2 separate regions of the Homo sapiens genome follow, and region 2 is linked to region 1. A link is an interaction called in ENCODE POLR2A ChIA-PET data of the cell type or tissue named here. Cell type or tissue: PC-3. All regions are shown on one strand. Each heading gives the region's core, and the rest is flanking DNA. Links, peaks and the distances in the headings are about the cores only.

The links. Peaks named below come from ENCODE experiments on the same cell type or tissue, not always from the same donor. Only the 100,000 strongest peaks of a DNase experiment are listed, where the experiment ranks them.
Region 2: POLR2A ChIA-PET joins it to region 1 with 5 read pairs; 1 of 35 experiments calls an interaction of 5 or more read pairs at or near these places.

The regions. Positions count from the first base shown.
Region 1 is chr6:11,611,135-11,616,154 of GRCh38, reverse strand. No RefSeq gene overlaps it. Among named protein-coding and RNA genes, the nearest start is that of TMEM170B, 76 kb to the right of the region's middle. In PC-3, for the core only: no CTCF peak of the experiment used is centred there; a DNase peak (open chromatin) is centred at 2,114; H3K27ac peaks cover 1,318 bases.
Region 2 is chr6:12,146,895-12,151,914 of GRCh38, reverse strand. The region is part of intron 7 of HIVEP1 (HIVEP zinc finger 1); the gene reads right to left. Among named protein-coding and RNA genes, the nearest start is that of HIVEP1, 140 kb to the right of the region's middle. In PC-3, for the core only: a CTCF peak has its summit at 4,154 (motif pointing left); a DNase peak (open chromatin) is centred at 3,274; H3K4me3 peaks cover 1,178 bases; H3K27ac peaks cover 2,245 bases.

The sequences.
Region 1 (5,020 bases), core at 830-3,329:
TTTTTTTTTTTTTTTTTTTTTTTGAGACGGAGTCTCGCTCTGTCGCCCAGGCTGGAGTGCAGTGGCGCGATCTCGGCTCACTGCAAGCTCCGCCTCCTGTGCACCCATCTCTTTAAGAAAAATGCTTCTCAGATCGAGCTGCCAATAGACTTAAAATGGAAGGCCTTTCAAAGGGCTCCTTCTAATTTTTGTTTTCATTGTCCTAGCTTAGGAAGTATGTAGAAAAACAATCATTAAGGATGATCTCCCTGGTGTGTTTGTGTGTGTGTGTGTGTGTGTGTATATAATGCAAATATAAGCATAGTATTTTTGGTGGGATACCCGTGAAATTGGTTAACAGTGGATAATTTTGAAGGTAGGATTAGAAAAGTTGCAAGAGGACCTAAACTTATTTATTCATGTGTTTTTAAGTGGAGATATTAAGCATGTTTTTTTCTTTTATGTGAATTGTTTCAGCTATTTTTTCCCCAAATACTTTTTTTTTCTAAATAAAAGAACCTTTTCCTTTTGGCTGAAAAGAGGTAATATCACAGAGCAGAAAACAGAAAAGCTCTGATTGTACCCATTGAATTTCCAAAGTAAGTTCTTTCTTCTTACAACCAAACAGTCCTGGGCCAGTGAATGGCTAATCTACCTCCCAGATATGCAGGGTGGTATGGTTTCATTTCAGGGCTTCTCTAACTAAAATGTGCAAATGAATCACCCCAGGATCTTGTTACAAGGATCTTATTCAGGCTCCTATTCCCTGTATCTAGGGTGGGGCATTTCTAACAAGCTCCAGAGGGATGCTAATGCTGCCGGTCTATGGACCACATGGTGACACCTGTTGGACGAGGTATCCAGCATGAATACCATGCTTTCCAGTTTAGCCGTCAGAACATAGAAGCCCTGCAATTATGCGAACCTCAGGCCGGTAAGTCAGAAGCTTCCAAGGTCAGCCCAAGATCACACAGTGACCTCCAAAACCAGAGTGGATAACTGATGGGCATGGTCCTAGGCCCACTGAGGCTGGAGGCAGTTCCACTTTGAAGCCCACTAATCCCGCACTAGAATACCGAGGGAAGTGCTACCACGGGAACAAACTATCTATGTTTCCCCCTCAGATCCCTGCTTCTTTACTGTTTTTTGCTATAAATGGAAAGGTTTTCTTTGGGAGATCCCCAGGGACCTGACATGGGCTCTTGTTGCGGTTACTGCTGTTATCGCTGATATTACAGTAAGGGCTATGATGCCAATAAGCTAGATAGAATGCTTGTTCCAAATACCAGGACATTCAATTCTTTGTGATTACCCTTCAAGGAGAGTCTCTGGTATTTTGAAGCTGGCACACTTATTAAAAAATTAAATAACAGGTGGTCAGCCAGAACCCAAGGGCATTTCCCACCCTGAACTGTGCATGCCAAAACTAACCAAACAGCCTGGTTGTGTTTTCCTTTTCTATTACCGGCATGCGAACAATGCAATCGTCGTCGTTTATGCTGGAGATATGGTGTCACCCTTAACCAAGACAAAGGATCAAAACAGGCTTTGTTCTAGGACTCTCTGTTCTATGGCCAGAGAGTTCTTGTAGGATTTGTACTTGCTGATCCTTGGAGTGCAAATGGGATTTCTTTAAGTCCCCAGTAGACTTATTCCTGTAACCAAGATTTTAATAAGGACTTTTCCCCCACCCACCAATGTTGCCTGTGCCACTGCTTCTCTGCAATTTCAGCTATAAAATGGTTTTTTTTTTGTGGGGAAGGTGATTTCCTTCTTGCTGAGACTAACAGAGGGCAATCTCTACCTCCATACGTCTCTGGGCTTCTTACTAGTTTCTTAGGCCCAACCGGAGATTCCATTTCATAGAATCAGATTTTTAACAGATTTTGGAAATTATTCGGTACAGTCTCTCCAAATTGCAGATGAGAAACTCATGGCCAAGAAGAATGAAGTGTTCAAAGTCACTCAGCCAATTTGTGGCAGAACCAGAGCAAAAATTCTGTCTTCTGACCCCCAAGCCCATGCTGGGCCCACAGCACTCCAGCTGCCCTGGGATCGTGGCTGACATCAATGGGTTTCCCATCCTATACAGGAAAAGTGGCATTCCAAAACTTCCTTCAAAATGAAATCTAGCCACAGTTCGCAGACATAATCTTGTGAGTCACTCACTGAGAATCTGAATATCTAAACAGTATCTAAGTAGCTAAATATCACCAGATTACGAGCCAGAAAACCTCACTGGAACTGAGTTGGCTTTACACTTAACATTGGGTACGTACTTGGATGGTTCAGGATTTCCTGGGTCATATTTTCCTAATATATAAAATGGTGCTAGCAATAGGTCCTCACCTGCCTTGCAGGGTAATTAGGAAGATAATTTGAAAGGAAGTTTTATTTTAATAGTCATGGCATAAATGAATTTGATACCCACACACCTAGGTTTGATTCCTGCTCCGTAAATTACTGGCAGCAGGCTCTGGAAAAATCCTTTAACCACTCTAGCCAATTGTTTTCACATCTTTGAAAATGAGGCAAAGACATCCATCTCATAACTTTGTAGAGGATTAAAATGAGATGGGTATGAAATCAGGTGTATGACACAGTTTCTGGTAAGTGGTAAGCATCCACTGATGAACTGCACATTCTAGCTTCATCACTTCCTTTGTGTATCTGGTTTTCCCCAACTAGACTTCAACTTCCACACAGATTTGTTTCCTTGAAGTGAAAGGCTAACACTCAAGACATGCTTCCAGTTTACTTCCAAAGCAGAAGAAAACATGATGCTAGTCCTTAAGGAGTTCTTACTTCCTACAGAAAAACAAGATGAGCTAACATATTGAGCATTTTGCAAGCATTATCTCATTTAATTCTGATGGCATCTCTATCATGTATACTGTATTTGAAGCTCATTTTACAGTCGACAATATGTAGGCACCAAGAGATTAAGTACCTTACCCAAGACCACAAATCCACTACGTGGCAGAGCTGGCCCTCAGAACTCTTCCAGTTTTGCCCCAGGTTTGTAGACTCATCTCCTGTTCTTGCCCTAGCATTCTGATCTCTCATCATGTCTTCCAAGGTCATTTTAGCAAGGAACTCTGTTTCATGTTTCCTGATGGATTTTTTTTCTAACCACGTGTGTTCATTTGCTAGGGCTTCCATAACAAAGTACCACAGACTGCGGGGCTTAAACAATAGAAATGTGTTCTTTCACAGCCCTGGAGCCCAGAAGTTCGAGATCCAGGTGTGAGCAGGGTTGGTTTCTCCTGAGGCCTCTCTCCTTGGTTTGCAGATGGCATCTTCCCCTGTGCGCTCCTATGATCTTCCCTCTGTGCACGTCTATGTCCTCATCTCATCTTCATAGAAGGACACCAGTTATATTGAATTAGTGCCCACCCTCATGACTTTACTTTTTAACTTCATTACTTCTATAAAGTCCCTATCTCCAAATACAGTCACACTCTTGAGAGTTTGGACTCCTGAGGGTTTGGACTTCAACATATTAATTTTGAGGGACATAATTCAGCCATAACACTGTGATTTCCATCACAAATGTGTGTCTCCTCCTAAACAAATTCTGAAGTCCTAGCATCCAGAAACGATGGAGAAAGGGAGGGGAAGGGCAGGCGGCATAGCCTCTGCTGAGGAAAGTACACACATTTCTCATGAAACATTTTTCAGTGGCCCCTTCAGCTCCCTTGAATAACCTGACTACTTCATCATTCCCACACCCTCTGTATTCTCCAGTAAGCCCTTTACACAGGTTTCTCTTGTCAGGGCCACCACGTCCCCACTTTAATTCTCATCTTGGTATGCTTCTGGGGGAATCCAAAAAAAGACAATTGCTAAAATGAAATCCTAAGTAGAGGTGATGTGAGCACTAGTAGACATAAGCTACACAAATCTCCAAGATTAAGCCTAACGACCATGTGATGTGTTTCTGCCAAAATTTCTATTTATCACCAGCACAGCAAGCTCTGTATTCATGAGACCCAGTGCAAATGAAAACTGTTTAAAAGTGGGGGAAGAAACTATTGTCAAAGGTACTATAAAATAAAGCTTTTTTCCTTCCTTCTGCAGTGTCTCAATTTATCATGATGTTAAAAAAAAAAATCTGCTGTTTAGTGTTGTTCTAAGTCAAGAAAAATTAAAATTTTAAATTATTAGCATGAATTTTATGGTTCATCTTTACATTGTACAATGTCAGTTTTAAATGCAAATATGGGCCAGGTGCGATGGCCAACACCTGTAATCCCAGCACTTTGGAAAGCCGAGGCAGGTGGATCACCTGAGGTCAGGAGTTTGAGACCATCCTGTGCAACATGGTGAAACCCCCATCTCTACTAAAAATACAAAAATTAGCCAGGCGTGGTGGCGTGTGCCTATAATCCCAAGCTACTCACTCTGAAGGCTGAAGCACGAGAATCACTGGAACCCCAGAGGCGGAGGTTGCAGTGAGCTGAGATCGTGCCACTGTACTGCAGCCTGGGTGACAGTGCAAGACTTCATCTCAAAAAAAGATAAAAAAATTAAAAATAAATAAATAAATAAATGCAAATATGAGAGTATTTAACTCATCTGCAGAATCACTGGAATTATGTAATTCATATTTTTCAGCTTATACATGAATATATATTTTTTTTCTTGCCAGAACAGTGGAAATACTGCACAAAACTAACTCAACTCTTTTTATTTATTTATTTATTTATTTTATTTTATTTTTTTTGAGATGGAGTCTCAGTCTGTCACCCAGGCTGGAGTGCAGTGGCGCAGTCTTGGCTCACTGCACCGTCCGCCTCCCGGGTTCAAGTGATTCTCCTGCCTCAGCCTTCCGAGTAGCTGGGGTTACAGGTGTGCACCACCACACCTGGCTAATTTTTGTATTTTTAGTAGAGACGGGGTTTCACTATGTTGGTCAGGCTAGTCTCGAACTCCTGATCTCAGGTGACCTGCCTACCTTGGCCTCCCAAAGTGCTGGGATTACAGGCGTGAGCCACCACACCCAGCCTTTTATTTTACTTCTTGATATGCACAAACTCTA
Region 2 (5,020 bases), core at 1,717-4,216, 530 kb before region 1:
CAAAGTGTTGGGATTACAGGTGAGTAATGGTTATATCAGGGATTGGCAAACTATGGTCACCAGCTGCATGTGGCTCTCCACTGGTTCTTGTGGATAAAGTTTTATTGGAACACAGCCAGGCTCATTTCTTTATATACTGTCTGTGGCTGCTTTTGTGCTACAGTCACAGTTTAGTATTCATGACAGAGAATAGGTGGCTTGCAAAGCCTAAAATATTTACTATCCAGCCCTTGACATTAAAAAGTTTGCCAACATCTATGCCACATCACCCTCCAGGTTTAAACCTAATTACCACCCATGACAGAGTTGATACCACACCCATCGTCCACAAGGAAGTTAAGACGCTTGTACTGTATATGATTAGAATGCATCAAAGCCAGGATTCAAAAACAGGTTTCTATGAACTTAGGAGCCCTGTCATTATGCCAATAAGATACACTGACTTTCTCCTTTTCTATTACAATTGTTCCTTTCTTGGTGTGTATAATACACACTAATACTTCAGGAGGGTAAGCACTGTGGCTTACCCCTTTGCAGCCATCAGAGACTCTAGAACAGACCTAAGGAATCTATATTTGCTTAGCAAATTCATAAATAAATGGTCCTAAAAGTTTCATTTAATTATGTCCTCCCAGCCACATTCCCCTCTCATTATAAACAAATGTTTCTAATACTCAATAAAATTTTATATCAGCACAAGATTAATTCCTTTATTTTCTGTGAATTTCAATTCATGAGGGAAAAATCAGGCATATGATGTAGCAACATTTTTGTCAAAGTTTTGATACATTTACGTCAAACAACTTCCCTAAAGATAAATTTTAAAAGTTATTATTTGAAGATGAGTCAGGTGAACCGCAACCTGCTCGCCCACTGCTGCCAGACAGTGACACCTGCTGGAAGAGTCGGAGTCGCAAAAGCAGCAGGAGGGGCTCCCTGAGAGAAGGGGCTCCCGAGGGTAGCAACCTGGCCCACGTACACTCAGTAGCAACCTTCTTTTGTTGTTGAAGTTTGCCTGTTTTTGTTTTTCACATATGTTTAGAAATATTGCTCTGAAAGCCAGATAAACAATGGCAACCTAGGGAAAAAATTTTTTTAAAGAATGTGAATACAATTATATATATATATTTTAAAGATAAAATCATCATTAAAAACATAATGGGGCAGAGTTTAATGTTTAACTTTAGGAAGTAAACCAAAATACTGTGTCACGTGCGTGTCATTCAAAATAATATTAGCACTGCTTTAAGTATAAATCCTAAAGCCTATTATGGTTTCATATTCTACACATGGAAGTGTTTCTTAAAAAGAGTAATAATGTGTTCTATAAAAATCCCGATGATAATATATTCTACAGGTTTCATTTGGAAAAAAAGCTTTGCTAGTAATTTTTAAAAATGCACCTAAATTATTTTTAAGAGTAAATGTGATATAGGTTTTAAAACCTGTGATCAAACATCATCTTTACTGTAAGTACTTAAACTCCAACAAGAATAATGCTTCTCACTGCACTTCGTCATATTAAACGGTTCTCCTAGCTGGCGGCTGAGGGTACACATTAACATTCCGTGCACTGAAGTCCAGCATTTGTTGACGAAAACATTCTTCGGATCAAAGGATGAAAAGCAAATTGCTGGCGGCTTGAATTTTGACACAAAAGGTGAAAACTAAAATGTAGTCACTAATACCCCAAGAACAGGAGAACAAAATTCCCGAGGCTATATCATGTTTTATGGCAAGAAAACAAGGGAATGTGCAGTGGAGCAGAGGGATTAGGCTTCCCATGAGCATTTCTTATCATTGCAGCTCAAGTTGCTAGTTTTAAACTAAATAGAAACTTCTTTTAAATGCCGAATGTCCACATTTTAATGGCTGGCTTATAAAAATGTATAATTCCTCCTGCTTCATTAAACGCAAACGTTTCCCAACATCCCCTAATTTATTCCATTGAGAATTAGAACATGAATTCCATCTGCTAAAAGATAAGACAGGTACCGCGCAGCCTGCTGTTGCTAAGGGTGGTAAAGAATTCAGAAGGGGTCTGTGGCCTTTCATCACATCATTTTCACATCACCCTTTAATGAACACTCTTTATCAACCAGGGACCAGGCACAATATGATGGTGAATGATAACCTGGGTATGGTGTGGTTGGCAGAGTAGAGAACAGGTCTAGGATCCTTAAAAGGAAAAGACTGAAGATAATGCTTGGAAAACACTGACATTAATTAGAAAGAAATATGGAGAAAACCTTTAGTGAAAAACAAAACAATGCACATGTAAGGGAGCAACTCAGCACAAACACAGCATAAGACCTGGGCTTTTTCCAGAACGCTATGAGCTGACGGAGATATTACCAAGTGGTAATGATGTTTAAAAAATAAGTACTATACTGGGGTGCTTTGTAGTAACACTGACTGCCTCTTAAGTGTTTAGTACATTTTGTTTAATGAATGAAAGCTCAGAGACGTTTCCTGGTGATGATTATGTTTATGCTACAGAAAAGATCAGTTAAATGACTAAGCCCCCAAATGTGTCCTATAAACCTAAAAACACAATCCTTAGGTTTCTGGCTACTGTTCTGCAAACTCTGGCAGGGGTTGTGACTTTTTAGATTTACAATCAGGTCTCCCAAATTTTGTCCTTTTTAAAAAAAGGTTTACCCCATTTTCCATGTCAGAGATCATCAAGACTCAAACATATAAGGCATGTTCTTAAATATCCTATTAGTATCAAGTATACATCACTTTCAGAAAAGCATGCTGAGTCTAATATTCCCTCTTCACATGCGGCAGGACCCCACTACTGATGTCACTACCACCCTGTTGTTAGGAAACAGGAAGTGTACCTACCAAAACAGAGAAGACAATTTTCATACTGATCAAGACTTGATGTTTCATAGTACTGGTTCCTGAAAAGACACGTGGCTCCTGATGTGGGACATTTTTCTTTCAGCACTATATTATCTAATAGTCATCTATAATCTGTTAGCATGATGAAACGACATACTTCGACTGTGTTTGGGAGAACCCAGGAAATAAAAGAGTTTCCTGGGTTATTTTGGATTTTCAGTTTTCATATAGCTAGACCAGACATCCTTCGATAACTGCAGGTGTGAAGACATAATGAAAGGTGTCTGAAAAGCCACCAAAATCACTGTTTGGAATAAAAGAGGCTGACTTTGATAACTGTTGTGGAAACTTACTGCTGGCAAAACCAGAGGATTGTCCTGAATTTCTACTGTTGACACACAGCAAATGAAATCCCGGTGTGGTTTCTAGCAGTCTGTTTGTGTAACATGACTAATATTCGAATTATGTTAGATTAAGAAGATGAGAGATGATATCAAGACCCCATGATACCACAAAAGGTTGTTCACCATTAAAAGGAAAAGACAGCAAGTTTGTGTGTTAAAATATCCCACTTTACACGATACAATGTTTTCACTTATCCTCACTGACTGGGCTAAGAAAATGGAGAATACACTGTCAGGCAGGACTCTCAAGAATGGCAGAGGCTTTACATAGTGGCTCACTTCTCAAAAGAGCTGCTGCCAAGAGCCTGCTCCCCAAGAGGGGCAGGTATCCCCTATGATGAGGGAGGTGGAGACGCATCGGGGTGTGAAGAGGATGCAGGGGGGAACCAGGCACATGAGCTCACTCGACAGTGACCAGCCCCCAGGTCTCCCTAGCTTTGTTCTGCTGGGCTGTCCACTTCAAAACTTGAAACTGTAGCACCAGAAACATTTTATTCTCCTTCATCATGTTTTAAGTCAGCCACTTCTTCTACTCCTACTGTATGTCTAATATAGTAATCATTTGCATTTTTCTTTGGAAAATAAAATTGTTAGTAAAATGAAACACTTCATAACACACTGCTCTCTTTATAACATTCTTATAGAGTTGATTGGGGCAAGGTTTTAAAACATATACAGAAGCGTTAAAGTAGGACAAGTACAGGCCTCATCTTTTACCAGAGGCTATTCTGTGGTGAAAGTTCTACACCACAGTGATCCTGGGCCAGAGCAGAAACTAATTCCAGGGGAAATAATGCTTCCTAGTTTAATAAATTGATAGCGCTATTTCCAAATTAGTCATTATACATTTATACATAGACATAAAAAACGGGATATCACAAGGGAAAATCATTTCAGACTTTCCATCCAAACTGTTAAACTCCATCTGGTGGAGAATGAGAGAGGCTGAAGTCCTGAGGTACTTCTTTTATAAAACACTCATCCACCCAGAAAAAAGGCTTTGGCTCTGTGGGAGTATTAGTATTATTGTTGCTGAATGGGATCATCCACTTAATGAAACATGCTTCTTTCTGTCATTACTGTCTAAATTCCCACTACAAAATAAAACAGCAGCAACAGCAAAAAACAAACAAACAAACAACAAACCTCAACAATGAAAATTCAAGGGTCACAGATTAAAAGCCCTATAATCTTTTGTCTCCAGAACATTTGAGAACATAACCCAGGATAAAAGTCAGATATATGTGGTCCTAAAGGGGCAATAGCTTTAAACAACTTCGGTTCAGACTTTTGTAATCAAAGAAACACTGTATGTGTCACTATTTAGAAAAATTAAAATACTCAAGAATCCTATCTAAAAAATAATAGTTTTCAAGTGTCAGAACATGAAGAAATGGGTATAAACTGACATGACAGGGGTGTTCATTGTATCCAAGCCCAGTGAATAGAGTTTAAACCTGAAATGGCAGTTCTCATGCTGAAACTCCCCTGCACAGCATCTATTACCTGTCCCCCAGCCTGCTTCCCAGCCTTGGGCCCTGTGGAACTCTCTTGTTTTTCTGTCCCATTCACACTCTTATACCCTATTCCTCTTCCCCAACCTGTGTGTCTTCGGTCAAGCAACTCCTTGGTCTAGAATGTTTGCCCTTCCTTTCCCTCCTCACCAACAGCCTTCCAAATGCAGCAGTGTAGGGATAAATAAATTCCTTCCCTTCCTTCTGGGACCACTTTGGCCATCACCGGTCTTTCCCTGATTCCAGCCTTGG